Linked DNA regions of Homo sapiens: region 1 is linked to region 2. Evidence: chromatin loops called from intact Hi-C (ENCODE). Cell type or tissue: dorsolateral prefrontal cortex. All regions are shown on one strand. Each heading gives the region's core, and the rest is flanking DNA. Links, peaks and the distances in the headings are about the cores only.

Region 1 (8,325 bases), core at 164-8,163, 510 kb before region 2:
CAGAAAATCCTAAAAATGAACAAAGAAGAATTTGGCTTATACGACATTAAAAGCAAAAATGCTACCACTGTACACATATGAATGGCTAGAATTGGCCGGGCAGAGTGGCTCATGCCAGTAATCCCAGCACTTTGGGAGGCCAAGGCAGGTGGAACACCTGAGGTTAGGAGTTCAAGACCAGCCTGGCCAACATGGTGAAACCCCATCTCTACTAAAAATACAAAAAATTAGCTGGGTGTGATGGCAGGCACCTGTTATCCCAGCTACTCAGAAGGTTGAGGCAGGAGAATCACTTGAACCCAGGAGGCAGAGGTTGCAGCAAGCCGAGATCACACCATTGCTCTCCAGCCTGGGCAACGAGAGCAAAACTCTGTCTCAAAAAAATAAAAATAAAATAAAATAAATGAGAGTGGCTAGAATCCAGATCACTGGCATGTGCACACAGTGAGGCTGAGCAGCAACAGGGGCTCTTTCCTTCCTGGTGGAAATGCAAAGTGCTGCCACCACTCTGGAAGGCAGTTCAGCAGTTTCTTACAAAGCTAAATACAGGCTTACCATCCAATCCAGCAGTCGCTCTCCTAGGTATTTACCCAAAAGAGCTGAAAACCTCTGTCCACACAGAAAACTACACATGAATTTTTATAGCTTTATTCCTAACTGCCAGAACTGGGCAGGAACCACAGTGTCCTTCAGTGGGTGAATGGATAACTCCGCATGATGGAATATTAGTCAACAATAAAAAGAAGTAAGCTATTAAGTCAAAAAAGCCATGGAGGTACCCTACATGCAAACTTCTAGGTGAAAGACGTCAACATAAAAGGCTACACACTGTATGACTTCAACTATATGACATTCTGGAAAGGGCAAAACTACAGAGAGAATTTAAAAACCAGTGGTAGCCAGGGGTTGGGGGGTAGGGAGAGATGAACAGACGGAGCACAGGGAACTTGGGGGGCAGTGAAATATTCTGTATGATACTATAATAGTGATACGGGACATTATGCCTTTGTCAAAACCCAGGTAAGGTACAAGACCAAAAGAGAACCCTAATGTCAACTACAGACTTTAGGTAATAAAAATGTATCTATATTGGTTCATCAGTTATAACAAATGTACCATATGAATGCAAAATGTTAATAATAGGAGAAACTGGAGCTAAGGTATAGGGGAACTCTACTTTCTTCACAATTTTTCTGTAAAGCTAAAATTGCTCTAAAAGATAAAGTCTAGGTCAAGCACAGTGGCTCTTGCCTGTAATCCCAGCACTTTGGGAGGCTAAGGCAGGAGGATTGCTTAAGTGCAGGAGTTGAAGACCAGCCTAGGCAACATAGCAACACCTGTCTGTATAAAAAATTTATTAAATTAGCTGGGTGTGGTGGTGCACACCTGTAGTCCCAGCTACTCTGGAGGCTGAGGTGGGAGGACTGCTTGAGCCCAGGAGGCTGAGGCTGCAGTGAGCCCTGATCATGCCACTGCAGAGAGAGAGAGAGAGAGAGAGAGAGAGAGAGAGAGAGAGATCCATTTGGGAAAAAAAGAAAATAAAACCGAACTCTTGACTGACACAGTTGTTATTGTTATTGGCATGGCTCTTCCATGGTGGGCCTGGTGACTTAAGGCTGCAAGTCAGATTCCCTTCCACAAAACAATAAAAGTAAAAGTAAAAATGCTAAATATAATCATTACAATAATGTACAGTACACATAATAGACAAATAGGCCAATGGAACAGTATTGTTTGATACATGATACAAGAGATATTCCAAGTCCATGGAAAAAGGCTATTCATCGACTTAGAACCAACTCTCTCTTTGGGGAAAATATTTAAGTTAGATTCATAGTGAAGATTGTTTATAAAAATCAGTTCCAGATGGACTTAAGTGCCAGCTTAAAAAAAGGAAATGGAAGTATTAGAAGAATTAGGAGAATTTGCTTAGAATCCAGAGGTAATTAAAAGCCTTCTTAAACAGGATACAAAAGATAAAAACTAAATTTAAAACATCTGTATGACAAAAGATACTATAAACATAAGTCCAATAGAAATGGGAATTTCCGCCAGGTGCAGTGGTTCACGTCAGTAATCCCAACAATTTGGGAGGCCGAGGCGGGAGGATCACCTGAGGTCAGGAGTTCAAGACCAGCCTGGCCAACATGGTGAAACCCCGTCTCTACTAAAAATACAAAACAATTAGCCGGGTGTGGTAGCATGTGCCTGCAATCCCAGCTACTCAGGAGGCTGAGGCAGGAAAATCACCCGAACCAGGGAGGCAGAGGTTGCAGTGAGCTGATATCACACCACTGCACTCCAGCCTGGGCAAAAAAAGCAAAAACTCTATCTCAAAAAAAAAAAAAAAAAAAAAGAAAGAAAGGAAAAAGAAATGGGAATTTAGAGCAGCATTTTCCCACAGAACCTTCTGCAATAGCAAAAACAGTTTACATCTGAGCTCTTGAAACACATGTGGTTACTGAGCACTTGAAATGTGACTAGTGCAACTAAGAAATGACATTTTTAATTGTATTTAAATTAATTAACTAATTTTTATTTATTTATTTATTTTTGAGACAGAGTCTCCCTCAGTCACCCAGGCTGGAATGCAATGGCGCGATCTTGGCTTACTGCAGCCTCTACCTCTGGAGTTCAAGTGATTCTCCTGCCTCAGCCTCCCAAGTAGCTGTGATTGCATGCGCCCACCACCACACCCAGCTAAGTTTTGTATTTTTAGTAGAGATGGGGTTTCACCATGTTGGCCAGGCGGGTCTCAAACTCCTGACCTCAGGTGATCCACCGAACTGGGCCTCCCAAAGTGCTGGGATTACAGGCGTGAGCCACCGCGCCTGGCCGTACTTAAGTTAATTTAAACCTAAACTTAAACTAGAAGAGTCCTATGTGGCTAGGCCACGTGCTGGACAGTGCAAGTCCAGGAAAAAATATGTGCAGATATAGAATAGACAAACGCTTAGTATCCAGACTATAAAACAGACTCCTATACGTGATAAAAAGAGGTTCAACCCCACTAGTCATCAACAAAATGCAAACTAAAAGTGTAGCATCTTTCAACCCCTCATACCAACAAAAATTTAAAAAATCAATAATACCTCTACTTTACAATATGCGTGGACACTACACAGGAGAACAAGTATACACATGGGTATTCTGAGAGCATAAACTGAGGCAGAATTTGTGGAGGACGATCTGACAGTGTTTATTAAAATTAGAAGTGTGGAGAGCCTTCTGGCCCTTTCCAGCCAGCAATTCCATCCCACGTGTTCACCAAAGAAATACTGACATACGAGTGTAAAGAGGAATGTCCAGGAATATTCACTGAAGTGTTCTTTGTAATCAGCAAACAATGGAAAATAACTTAATTATCCTAAAAAATAGTTCCCTTCATAATATGGAATACTATGCATCAAGTAAAAAGAATGGAAAAGAACTATGTATGCCAATATGAAAAGATTCTCAAAACATTTTAAGAGAAAACAAAAAACAAGTTGAAAAACCATATGAATCATCTGATTGAATTCATAAAAAATTAAACCATATGTCTCTATGTATACACACAGGCATGATCCAGGATGAGTCACACCAATCTGAGACCGGTGGCTGTGCTGTGTCCATCAGGTGGCTGATGGCTGGTTCCCCCTCAGCCCTCTCCAGCCAGAAAGATGACTGTGGGCCAGAGAGCCCCAGGATGCCAGGACAGTGCTGTCACATCCACCTGCCGAAGGGCCCCTGGCGGACGCAAATGACTGGGTTGGGCGAGGTGCTAAGTCCAGCACGCATCCCTGGAGGCCCTGGAGCTGAGGTGGAGTGTGCTGGGGCTCCAGCAGCCCCAGGCACACTCCCGAGGGTTCAGGTATCCATATGAAGAGCGCAGGCCACTGGCCTGCCCGTGGAGAGTCCCGAAATAATGGCACCGCTCCTCAGTCATCATGAAAAGGATCATGTTTTAGGTTTTAATGGTTCAGATAAAATTAGAAGGTGCAAAGCACAGATTATTGCTCCATGAGTACAGTTTCCCAGGTGATGAAAATGTTGTGGAAATAGATGGCAGTGATGGCTACACAACACTGAATGTACTGATGCCACTGAACCGTACACTTAAAAATGGTTACAATGGTAAGTGTTGCGTATATTTTGCCATAACACACACACACACACACACACACACACACACACACACACACACACACACACACACACACAAATAAAAATTAAAAGTTGCTTAAAAGAGGTAAGCTGTCAATTGTCTGAAAAACGGGGTCCTCCAGATGAGTGGTTCCCTCAGTCTGGCCAGAGGCCAGTCCCCACGTGCCTCCGTGTCTCCAGGAGTCTAGGCTAGTGTTTTTCAAACTCTTCTCTAAAACCACAGGGTTCCCCAGAAGCTGCCGTAGAGAGGAGAGAGGACCCCAGCAGACCACAGCTCACATCAACCAGAGCAACCTCACAGTGACTCAGGATCCCAGGTATGAGTCTATCTGGGGAAAGGGCCTTCTATAACACGCTGGGCACATGTGCTCTGAGTTCCACTGGAATTTCCAAAACACACATGCAGCTAGGGTGCTCCTGCCACCACCTGGCTCCTTGGACAGGCACGCAGCTGCATGGCTAGGCTCCCTGAGGGTCTGTGTCCACACACCACGCTGCCATGTTTTGCACTTGCGGCCACGTTTCTCTTTTACCCCGCTGCCTGATTTTTGTCTCAGTCTTGGGTCTCCTGACATGATATTCCTGGGAGGGGAGGCGGCTCTTCCCACAGAGGCAATGAGGAAGGGGCCCTGGGGTCTATGGGGCAATTCCCCTGGGAGGGGAGAGGGAGGTAAAGAAACCCGAGTCACACTGTGCCAAAGGGCAGGGTTCCCAAGGGTAGCCGGTGTGCTCTGGACTCAACCCTGCCAAGGGGCCTAGAGCCCTTCTGGCAGCTGGGCCACACGCCACATGCGACAGGGCACTCCAGGAAGGGCTGCAAGTGCTACACACAGACGCCAGGGGCTGCTCCACTCCAGGCGCAGGGACGCTGGGCAGGGGCTCCAGCCAAAAGCACATGACTGTGCGGGCAAACTTTCCACTGGCAGCATGTATTTCATCACAACCAGCTCTAAGCGGCTTAGCCAATAACGACCCTGAACTTTGAGTGACCCCCAGGAAGCGTTAATGGACTGAACTGAAGACAATGTCCTGACTGATGAGCCACAGGTTTGTTCCAATCGTCCTACCTAGAGTGCCAGTTTTCCGTGTCTAATTAGTATAACCCCACAAACTCCCTGTTCTAGCACGTAAATAACACCTCAATTTCTACAAGGCATGGGTGCACATGTGTCCCCTTGCTGGGCAAGTTAATGGACCAGGCTTTGCCATTTTTTGAGCTCCCACAGCCTCTGTCATTGTTCCATTCTTTGACATGGCTGTCTAAGTCCTGGTCCCCACCCTGAAATTCTGCATCAGTGGGATGTACTAGCTACTGGCTGAGGGCACTGGCTCGCGCCTGGCTTTAGAAAAGATAAGGGCACGTGACCTCAGCAGAGGAGACCCCGCTCCCCTGCCTCCTCTTTCTTCTCTCTTACCTGTGCCGTTGCCAGCCAGGCCACTCTCCATCCCTGGAGGCCTCCCAGCATCAGCGCCGGCTGTGTCCCTTTCCTGCCATCTGTCAGAAAGAGAAGCAGAAGAAAGAGAATGGGCCTGTGGGACAAGGACAAAACTCAGGGTCCCCAGCCCCCCTCCCATCCCATAAAGCACTCTCTTTTCCAAAGAGCTTTTCTATCCATAGCCACATTCGACATGGGCAGGGGTTCTTTCATTGTAAGCATACCTGCTGAGAAGGTAAAACAGCCATAATTCCCATTTTACAAAAGAGGAAACTGAGACCACGAAGGACCCCTGATGTGCCCAGAGTCATGGAGGTGATGAATGGCAGAGCTGGACAAAAACCCAGGTCTTCTAACTCCCACACGAGAGCCCACACCCTCAACATTCGCAGGGCGGCATGTGATGGACACCACGCCTGAGAAGCAGGAGCCTGGAGTAAGGTTAGAGACATGTCTGCGACTGGCCATGAGGAATGCACCCGGAAGGCAGAATGGCCCTACACGTTTCCTCCGTCACCCGCCCCCTCTTTCAAAGTCCCCATCCATGTTCTAGCACAAATCCCTCTGGGGAGCTTCGGGGCCAGCCATCTCCATACAAGAACACACACGGTCAATTGGGCATTGCTGAGCCCATGCCCAGTTCACTGATGTAGGATTCATCTTTTTTTTTTGAGATGGAGTCTCGCTCTGTTGCCCAGGCTGGAGTGCAGTGGCGGGATCTCAGTTCACTGCAAGCTCCGCCTCCCAGGTTCACGCCATTCTGCCTCAGCCTCCTGAGTAACTGGGACTACAGGCGCCCGCCACCACGCCTGGCTATTTTTTTGTATTTTTAGTAGAGACGGGGTTTCACCGTGTTAGCCAGGATGGTCTCCATCTCCTGACCTCATGATCCGCCCGCCTCAGTCTCCTGAAGTGCTGGGATTACAGGCGTGAGCCACTGCGCCCGGCCTTCTTTTTTTGTTTTTATGCCCAAGTCTTCTGAGCGCTTCCTGAGTGGCTCACTCTGTGCCTGGAACATGACAGGACAGGTCACACTGCTGTGTGGATGCCCCACGCCTTTGCCCTGGCTGTCCCCTCACCGCAGATCCCCGCCTGGCTTGCCCCCCACACTTCTATCAGCTCCCAGCTTAAATGTCCCCTTCTCAGAGCAGGCATCCCTTGTGCTTCTTTTTTTTTTTTTTTTTTGAGACAGAGTCTTCCTCTGTTGCCCAGGCTGAGAGTGTAGTGGCCCAATCTCAGTTCGCTACAATCACCACTTCCTGGGTTCAAGTGATTCTCCTGCCTCAGCTTCCTAAGTAGCTGGGATTACAGGTGTGCGCCACCACACCCAGCTAATTTTTGTATTTTTAGTAGAGACAGGGTTTCACCATATTGGCCAGGCTGGTCTTGAACTCCTGACCTTGTGATCTACCCACCTCGGTCTCCCAAAGTGCTGGGATTACAGGCGTGAGCCACCGTGCTGGCCCCTGGCGCTCCTATTTACAGTCACCAGCCTAACTCCACCTCCCGTTTCCTCTCTAACATTTTTGCCACCTGACATGATCTTAACTTTTCTGTTCCCCACCACAGCAAGGTCAGGAGCTCTTCATGCTTGCTGCTGGATCCGCAGGGCTCAGAGCAGAGCCGGGCACACAGAGGGCCCGTAACAAATGCAGGTGGCAGGAATGTGCTGCCCTGCCTGGCCAGGAGCTGTGCAGCCTGAAGACTCATCTCCTCCTCGCTGGGGGTGCACCTCTCCTAAGGACAGGGATGTGGTCCCGTGCACCTGTACCCCCTAGCAGAGCAAAGATGTGGCTGCCCCACAGAGATGCACAGCTCGTCCTTCCTGCTGCCTCAGGGAGGGGCTCTTCCAGATTTCAGTCAGCCCCTCCTCCCAGGCACCCTGGCTCGGCCACCCCCACAGAAACACCCACCCCAGGGCCCGAGAGCCTCGCAGAGACCCAGACTCCCTCTCCTAGGTCCCCTTCAGAGCCCAGACACTGGGGGCACACACACAGACTGGGAATCTGGACCCTGACAAGAGACGTCGGGGGAGGGGTGAATATGAATCTAGAAAATGCAGAAAGTCATTTTCCCTGGTGCAAAGAGAAGAAGAGACACCCACTTTTTTCAAGAGCATTTTGTTTAGAAACTTCTAATTAATAAGCTCTATCTCTGTCTTTTTGAGATGCATGTGAATCTTTATTTTTTATTTTTGCAGTAAATGCTCCTCAAGTAGAAATAAATCTTTTTAAAAGTTAAATAAGGCTGGGCACGGTGGTTCATGCCTGTATTCCCAGCACTTTGGAAGGCTGAGGTGGGTAGATCACCTGAGGTCAGGAGTTTGAGACAAGCCTGGCCGACGTGGGGAAACCCCGTCTCTACTAAAAATACAAAACTTAGCTGGGTGTAGTGGCACATGTCTGTAATCCCAGCTACTCGGGAAGCTGAGACAGGAAAATTGTTTGAACTCAGGAGGCAGAGGTTGCAGTGAGCCGAGATTGTGACAGAGTGAGACTCTGTCTCAAAAAAAAGCTAAATAAGCCTTCTGCCAACATTACAACCCAGGACTGTCTTTCCCAAGGTCCTGGGGGCCATTTCTTTGAAATTTAAGTATCAAGGAAGACATCACCCCTGCCTCCCAGTCTCCATGGGAGGGTAGGAGCCTAATTTCAGCAGGTGCCTGGCTCCAAATCACAAAACTATCTCCTGTCATAAAAATATAAGAACTTTATTTTTCCTGTGGGTAAAGGCAATTAGCTAA
Region 2 (8,296 bases), core at 297-8,296:
GGAAAAAAAAAGATTTAATTGGTCTTACAGTTCCACAAGGTTGAGGAGGTCTCAGAATCATGGCAGGAGGCAAAAGGCACTTCTTACATGGCAGCGGCAAGAGAAAAATGAAGAAGCAAAAGCAGAAATCCCTGATAAATCCAACAGATCTCTTGAGACGTATTCACTATCACAAGAATAGCATGGGAAAGACCAGCCCCCATGATTCAATTACCTCCCCTGGTCCCTCCCACAACACAGGGGAATTCTGGGAGATACAATTCAAGTTGAGATTTGGGTGGGGGCACAGCCAAATCATATCATGGGGTTTGGCCAGTCTAGCCCAGGATTGGCTCGACTTGGCTCGGGTCATTTTGTGATTAGTGTGCTCCTCACATTTCACCTTTTCTGGGCCCAGTAGGCCATCCAGGACATGTGCAAGCCAGCGACACTATGGGCAGCTCTGGGAGCCAGTTTATATACCAACTCCTGATGGTACGTCCAGCCTGCTGCCCAGGAAGGAAGCCAGTGCTGGCACCTGGAAGGCGCCTGGCGTGTATGGGAGCACCAAGAGCATGGGGAGATGCACTGCAGCAGGCAGCACAGACCTACAGTCTGTTATCACAGTCTCGCTCTCTGTAATAAGCAGGTTAATAAGGTAATAAGGAGGTTACATTGCTGTTTGAATTTGCTTTCCTTGACTAAGCATCTCTTCATGCTCAAAAGTCTTTTACATGTCTTCTTCTGTGAATTCTTTTGTGTCATTTGCTCATTTATCTACTTGTATGGTTTTTGCCTTGAAGAAAATGTAAATTTTAACTTAGTTAAATGTATAAAGTTTTATCTTCATAGCCTCTGGATTTCTTTTTTTCTTTCTTCCCCTGAGATAGACCTTCCCTATTACATGATAATTTTAAAAATTCTCCAATTTTTTTCTAGTACATTTATAGTTTCTTTCCATTTTGTATGTGTTTTGCTGCTGGGACTCTGGACACTGTTCATTGCCCTACTCATCTCTTCCTTATGTATTTGGTTTGCTATGTTTATCATATTCATTTTTTTTTTTTTTTTGAGTCAGTCTCGCTCTGTCGCCCAGGCCAGAATGCAGGAGCACAATCTCTGCTCACTGTAGCCTCAACCTCCTGGGCTCAAGTATTTCCCCTACCTCGCCTTCCTGAGTAGCTGGGACTACAGGCTCACACCTCTACACACACTCGACTACTTTTTGTATTTTTAGTGGAGACAGGGTTTCACTATGACGCCCAGCCTGGTCTCGAACTCCTGGGCTCAAGGGATCCGCCCGCCTTGGCTTCCCAAAATGCTAGGATTACAGGTGTGAGAAACTGTGTCTGGCTGTTTATCATATTCTTAATTCCTGATTGTAAATTTATTTCTGGACTTATTTTCTCCCCTTGAGTCGTCTGTGTGTTCATGTGCCAGCCCCACTGTTTGCATTTCTGTAGCCTTGCAAATGGTATCTTTATCTTAGACTTTTTAGTATCTGGAGTGCCAGTGTCCCTCTCAATACTCTGCTTTTCCAGGAATATCTTGGTTATTTCTTACATGTTTGTTTTTCCCAGAGGGCTTTAGAAACAGCATGCCAATTCTAGTATCTGCTTCCTCCCCCCGTCCTCCAAAAGCATTTGTGTTTTTACTGAGAAGATGCTACATTTATACATTAAAGACATTCGACAGGAAACACAAAAATGCAGATACATAAGCAGGCCCCAGGTATTTTTCATAGTACTTATTTGTCAGGTCCTGTCTCACATATAAAAGCACACAGGGCACTTGCCACCTTCTCTTCCGCAAAGTGCATCAGTGTGGTGACCATGACAGGAACAGAAAAGGGGAAGGAAGCTGAGATCCTGGCAGAATAAAATGTGGCATGGAATTAAATAGTTAATATGTAAATATAATGAAATTAATAGCATTTATCGACCAGTTGAGCACTTTAGTCCATTATCTCAGTTCATATGCACAACTTCTATGAGGCAGGTGCTACTAATATTATCCTGATTCATCAATAAAAATGAAGCTCAGAAAGATTAAGTCACTTTCACTCAACTAATCATCATCAGAGCTGGAATTTGATCCAGTTGTAGACTCTGCACTCTCAACCTCCAAGCTGAGCTGAGCTGCTAAGTAAAGTTAAACTGCTTCTGGGAGTCTGGGTAGAGAGAAAAAAGAGAAATATGTTTGCTGAATCAATTGCTGCCGGCCAAGGGCCAGGCCTTTGCACCTGGCATCACAGCTGACTGAAGCTGCAGAATCCGCAGGAATTCAGAGCCTGGGGCTCCTGCTGTGTGGGACACAGAATGGGAAGATGAAGTCACCACCCCAGTGTGTCCCAGGTCTTTGTCAGAGGACAAAATGCTGACATTTCAGGAGGGAGGAAGACCCTTGCTGCTATCATGGCCCTTAATCCTGAGGTTAGGGAGCCAAGGCGGAGGTCCTGTAGGGGTGAGAACATCCATCCCAACTGTGTCCGCCCACCCTGCTCAGGAAGCCGCCTGCGGGGAGAACACAAAGTTCCACTGGGCTCGGGGCAGTGCCGGAGCTCCCTGCCCCCGGCCTCCTGGGAAGCACCAGCTCGCAGAGGGACCAGCTCATGCTGGGATCAGTGCCTGCTCTGATACCTGGAAGTCCCTGGCGGCTTGGGGGCTTACTTCTTGCTGGGGTGTGGTCTCCTGGTCAGAAGCTCCAGTCCTGCTGGGGAAGCCAGCTGAAGGCACTCGGCTCCCCTCAGGGCCTCCCAGGCTCCTTTCCCGAGGGTCTGGGTTGATAACTAAGTTTGGAAATCCCTTGAGGGGTTGAGGTTCTAGGGCAGTGGTTTCAATGGTAGGGGTGTTTCCCTAGGGAACATTTCAAAATGGCTGGAGACATTTATAGTTGTCATGGCCAGGAGCAGGGAGAGGGGTTCTGCTAGCATCTGGTGGGTAAAGGGAGGCGGTACTGCTAAGCATCATAGGATGCAAAGAACAGTGCCCTCCCGTGCTCCCCCTCCCCCACAAAAAAACCCAAAGAATTATCTAGCCCAAATTGTCAACAGTGTCAGGGCTTGGACATCCTGTCTTCGAGGGCTTCAGTTAGCACCAAAACCCTTGGGAGCTGGTTTAAAATGTGGAGTCTAGAATCCCCTAAACCCATAGGGTGCAGTGTGAGACCCAGGAACCTGTACTTTCAAGCATTCCAGATTATTCTGTTACAGGTAGACCATACTCCACATTGACAAGTAGCACTGCAGGCTGCACCCGGCGCATGATTCCCAAACTCTGGCCCTGTGTGGGTCTGCCTGGGGCAGAGGCAGCTGGAGAGCTGGCTAAAGCCCCAGCCTCCTTCATCCCTGGAGGTTCTCTTGTAATAGACATGGCTTCCATCCCAGAATTCCATGGGTTGTTTTGTTTGGCTTAAGTGATTCCTTTTTTTTTTTTAAGTTGACAAAAATTGCATACATGTAGGTATATACCATGTTTGGAAATGTGTATACATTGTGAAATGGCTAAATTGAGCTAATAACAAATGCATTACCTCACTTTTCATTTTGTGAAATCTACTCTCATCAATTTCCAGCATACAACACACTGTTGAGCACTTTGTCACCATGGGCTGCACACTAGGTCTCTTGGACTTATTCCTCTTGTCTAACTGAAATTCTCTATCTTTTGACCAACATTTCCCCAATGAGAGATTCGTATTTAGATTTGCTAACCCAGTATGTGGCCTAAATCCACACAGGACTCTGGTCATCTGCCCTCATCTTCCAGTGCTACAAGTCAAGCAAAACTGTGGTGCCTGCCAGCTGATTTCATTCCCGGAAGCCCAAAGCTTTACCAGCAGGTCACTTCCAGCACACAGATAAGGAGATTAGCCACGCCTCTCACTTCACCTCCAGCTCCTCACTGTTCCAGAATTACCAACTATCCTATTTCTGTTCAAAGCAGCCAAAATTAACTGAGGGCTGCTCTTTGAGGGCTTCTGCAGGGAGCGTGGACCCTATGGCCAGCAGGAGCAGCACCTCCCTCCCTCCCTCCCTCCACTAAAAACCTGTGGCGTCCCTGTTACAGAATGGAATGTGCTAGATCTCTCAGGGATGCTGAGGTACGAAACAGTTCGGGAAGACAGAACCAGAAGACGGTTCGGGAAGCCTGGGATCAGAGTGGAGAACGACAGAGCTCTTCAGCATGGTCCTTTGGTTTCCGAAGCAGTGCCTGGCACCTCATGATGGCTCAATGCTCGTCATTCATTGCCACTATGAAATATTCCTGAAGGGCGTTTCCTCCAGGCTGTGGTACTGTCTGGAGAATTATCGTGGCTCCCTGCTCAAGCCTATGACTCTAGGGCCACCATCTCTGACCTCGGCACCATCCACCCCCAGCAATGCGCAGATTGGACGAGGGCTCGCTAGAGACTTCATCCTGCACGCAGGCGCTGCCCTCTGTTGGCCATACTCTTTGTGTGCAGCTTAACTTTTCTTGGTTACCTTTACTTTTTTTTCTCAGTGGCTTTGTCCTCTGTCTCAGCGTGGCCTCCAAGGCCACTTCCTGCTCTGCCACTTGGTATGGTTCAGGGCTGCCCTGCTCTCAGTCACGGCCCATTTTTAGAGCTTTTTTGCATCGTGTAGGTCCGTGAGCATCTGTGTCAGAGGCTGATATTTACTGATGTGCCTCCCACATTGGGGATGGTGTTGGGGGCACGGGTGGGGTTTGAAACTGATAACTCTAACAGAAGTTGGGTACATAGTGACTGTGTCCAAACCCCTGCACCAAGAGACTGGACCAACCCTAGCATGGCTTCTGGCAGCCCAAAGCGGCATCCCTGGGACCACCTGGCCACCCTTTGAGTTCCTGTCTGAAAAAGCTCAAGGCCGTCAAAATCATTTAGTGTTTGTTCCTACCAACACCTGACAACAGGCCTCTGACCACCCCCTCACTTTCTTAGAGCATTTACGTTAAAAACACTTAGAGTCGTACCTCCTTCCCTTGTCCCTTTGAGATGTACATGCATGTGTGTCCAGGAGTGTCTTTCTCAAGAGCCTGAGAGCCAGTCCTTTGAAATGGCATCATCAGGAAGGATGGGGCCTGTCTCCCAGGCTCTGGGGGAGGCCAGAACCTAACTTCCATCACTGCCAGCTGGCACACACAGCTGGCCCGGCCACAATAACACAGACAGCCCTTTGTAATTTTTCACTCCCATGATTCCTGAGCCCTGGAATGCCCTTTCCCGACTCCTACGTTCTCCCATTAAACTGTCCAGTCCCCCTGCACAGATCTGAATGGAGCTCAGCTTCTCCCCTGTCAGTGGTTAATGAATAAGGTCTGTTTTCGTAGCTTTAACTAAGGTCCAGCTTAGTTTATCTTTGACAGACCTACTTACCCTGCAGGTTCCCACCTCGGGCCTGGAGGGAAAGCCTCTGGGAGGAACACGGTCCTCACCAAAGGGTGGGAGACCAGATCGTGCCAGGGAGTGGAGTGGACATGAGCTCTGGGACCCTCTCCTCTCTCCCGGAATGGCTGCACAGGAAGGAAGGATGGAAGATGTGAGAAAGGCCACCCTGCCTGGGAAGGAGCTACCAGCCCTCAGCAGTCCAGAGGCTGCCCAGAGAGCAGCGAGCAGCTCTCCAGGACTCCACCTCCCAGGCCCAGAGGATGCCACCCAGGGGGCTCAGTGAGAATTCAGCCACAGCCACACACATCCCGGGAGAGTGTCTAAAGATGCCACCAATCCAATATCACAGAAGGCAAGAACCCAAAGAGCAGAAGCCGAGACAAGGAAGTAGCCATTTTGGATACATGCCCCCCACCCCAATCCTGGGCCAACGTGGATCTTCAGCATCCTGAACCTGAAGCCCCCATGGTGGGCCTGTGGCGGGCTGGGTGTGGCTTCAGAGGTGCAGCGGCAGGAACTGGCAGAGTGGTTCCCCCAGGCCCAGGGCTGACCCACAGCGACATGGGAAAATGGGCCCAGTAGGTCCCTCCTTGTTTAGCTCCCTTTGGTCTTTCCAGGTCCAGCTTCACTGGGTCCACGGGGTCCCCATCCTGAGGTCACTGTGTTTCTCACCCCCCACCTGCCCACTCGCTCCCAGCCCACTGCAGTCTGACTTTACTGCCCATCACCAAAGATGCCAGCTGACCTTGACTTCTTGGGGGTAGAGGACAATGGGGGTCTGTGTTACCTCAACCACTCTCTCCTGTTGAACCTCTCATCCTCCTGAGTGACACTCACCTGGTTGTCTTCCGGCTACCTGCAACCTCCCGGCATCCTCCACAGGCCACCTTCACCCACCCACCCCGTGAACTCACACTCCTTGGGGTTCTCTTCTGGGTTTTTCTCACTCTGAACCCCCTGAGCAACCTGCACCCCTCAGGGATCACCGGTTATTTATGCCGATGGCTCCAACTCTGCCTCCTGCAGCCTCATCTTCCTCCTGACCATCCGCCCCACCGCCCAGCCAGCCACTACCTACACTTCCACGGGGTGCCCTGGACACACACGACTCACCAGGAAACAAAGGAACACCTCAGCTCCCACAGCCACTCTCAGACCTGCCCCTGCTGCACTCCCCACCACGGGCAGCCTCGGTCTCTATGGGTCACAGCCAAGCAGCTCCCCCCTCGCTTCTCTGTCCTCACCACTTCCACCAGGGGCCCTAATAAAGATGTCAAACCAGCCTGCCGTCCACTGTGCAGCTTGTAGAGATAGATAATGCTAGAAATCCAGTTGGCCATGTCACGGCCCTGCTTTAAATCCCTTTCACGGCTCCCATGGCCCTTGGGATCCATCCAAGCTCCTCAGCTGGCTTTCCGCCCTCAGTGCTCTGGTGCCTCCATTGTGCGTCTTCCAGTCCCGCCCCACCCTCCTGTCCCTCCAGGGAAGTTCTTTCAGCTCTGCCCTGGGCTACAGGCTGGGCTGGAGGGCTGGGCTCCCTCTGCCCACTTCCCCACTGGACCTGCAGCGAGATGTGCTGGCAGATCCCAGCCCTAGGCTATTTCATGAAGGAGGCTTTGAAGCCTCTGGCGACCTGCTTCACTGCAGGAGTCCTGCACTGTGTCCTCTGGGGCCCAGACGAGTGGTGCTCAAAGCTGCACTTGAACAAGTCCTCGGTCTTCCTGCCAGGCCTGGTTCTCCGCCGAATCCGGGCAGTCAGCAGGGGGCCGGATTTTCCTCCAGATCTCAGGAAAGTAGTCCTGGATATCTGTGTTCATAACTGCAGCTCCCAGAATCCTTCCCTGCTCCCCTCCCCAGACCCACCCACTGGAGAAACAAGAATCAGGTGGGCGGGGCAGGGGACCTGCACACAGGCAGAGGCCAGGGCTTTGTCACCAAACAGTAATCTTTTCATCACCATTATTTATTATATATGAACCAGGTTTTCAGCACAAGTCACACTCAACACCCTTACCCAACAGGAGGGGCGACGGAGGCTCAGAGAGGGAGTGTAGGGGGAGGATGTCAATGGGAGGCCCCAGCCTGAGCCCTGAGCAGCTGGCCAGCCAGGAACTGGCATGTGAGTGAGAGGCATCCTATTCTCCTGCTGCTCCAAAGACAATGCCCGCTGAACAGGATGGCAGGCCACATCAGCAGTCCATACAGAAGTGAGGCTGTCGTTTCTTCCCCTGGAGCACCAGTGAGGACAGGCCCCAGCTGGGAGCCAGGCAAGGTGGGTGAGCTCTGTGCTAACCACACTGGGAGCTCGGGTAAGCGTGAGGGCAAGGCTGGAGAGGTCCGGGACCCCTGCGTGTTGCTTCCCACTCCTGCCAGGCTGGCACGCCCCCATTCTTCACCATCCCTAGCACAGAGCCCAGGGCCAGGGGGCAGAGGGCGGGGCTGGCTCAGGAGCAGGGCTGGCCCGTCCCATAGCGCCACTCACATTGCCCCTTCCCCTCTCTCATCCCAGCTCTGGTCACTTAGATGCTGCCATGAGAGGCTCTGAAATCCACCCCCACTGCAGCCAAAAGCCCAAGTCAGAGCCAAACCTGCACTGTGCTCGGACTGACAGGCTGGGGTCGGGGGAGGGAAGACATCCACTGAGGGAGGTCCAGGTGGCAGGAGGCGGAACAGGATACTCTGAGGAGACACAGCAAAGGGTGCCAACATCTAGGACTGAGGCCATCTGGACCCACATGACTATGTTGCTTTTTGTGTGTGAATGTTTCTCTGCTTCAACATTTTCAGAAATTTCACATCTAGACGTGTCAGAAAATTAACAATTCCATGCCAGAGAAAAGGCCTTGCCTATAACCCAATAGAGGCCCCCCCAGTTCCCAGCAGGATGGTGGCAGAGCTGCTGACTGGGCACTGACTCCCCCGCCTGGGC

The links. Hi-C counts contacts between places; a loop is a spot of excess contacts. Peaks named below come from ENCODE experiments on the same cell type or tissue, not always from the same donor. Only the 100,000 strongest peaks of a DNase experiment are listed, where the experiment ranks them.
Region 1: a loop joins it to region 2, with 3 times the contacts of the local background. A loop is called at or near these places in 5 of 110 quality-filtered maps.

What each region holds. Positions count from the first base shown.
Region 1 is chr7:150,385,738-150,394,062 of GRCh38, reverse strand. It overlaps ZNF775 (zinc finger protein 775), which reads right to left. Exons shown (of 3, transcript NM_173680.4): 2 at 5,562-5,641. The coding sequence starts at 5,592. Among named protein-coding and RNA genes, the nearest start is that of ZNF775-AS1, 5.9 kb to the right of the region's middle. RefSeq lists enhancers at 4,905-5,503, 6,738-7,308, 7,309-7,881. In dorsolateral prefrontal cortex, for the core only: a CTCF peak has its summit at 4,979; a DNase peak (open chromatin) is centred at 5,002; H3K4me3 peaks cover 1,055 bases; H3K27ac peaks cover 3,904 bases.
Region 2 is chr7:149,879,712-149,888,007 of GRCh38, reverse strand. ATP6V0E2 (ATPase H+ transporting V0 subunit e2) reads right to left here. Exons shown (of 4, transcript NM_145230.4): 4 at 7,313-8,296. It also overlaps a transcript of ACTR3C not described here. Among named protein-coding and RNA genes, the nearest start is that of ATP6V0E2, 9.9 kb to the right of the region's middle. In dorsolateral prefrontal cortex, for the core only: CTCF peaks have their summits at 4,220 and 4,419 (motif pointing left); DNase peaks (open chromatin) are centred at 4,387, 5,125 and 6,787; H3K4me3 peaks cover 1,145 bases; H3K27ac peaks cover 6,350 bases.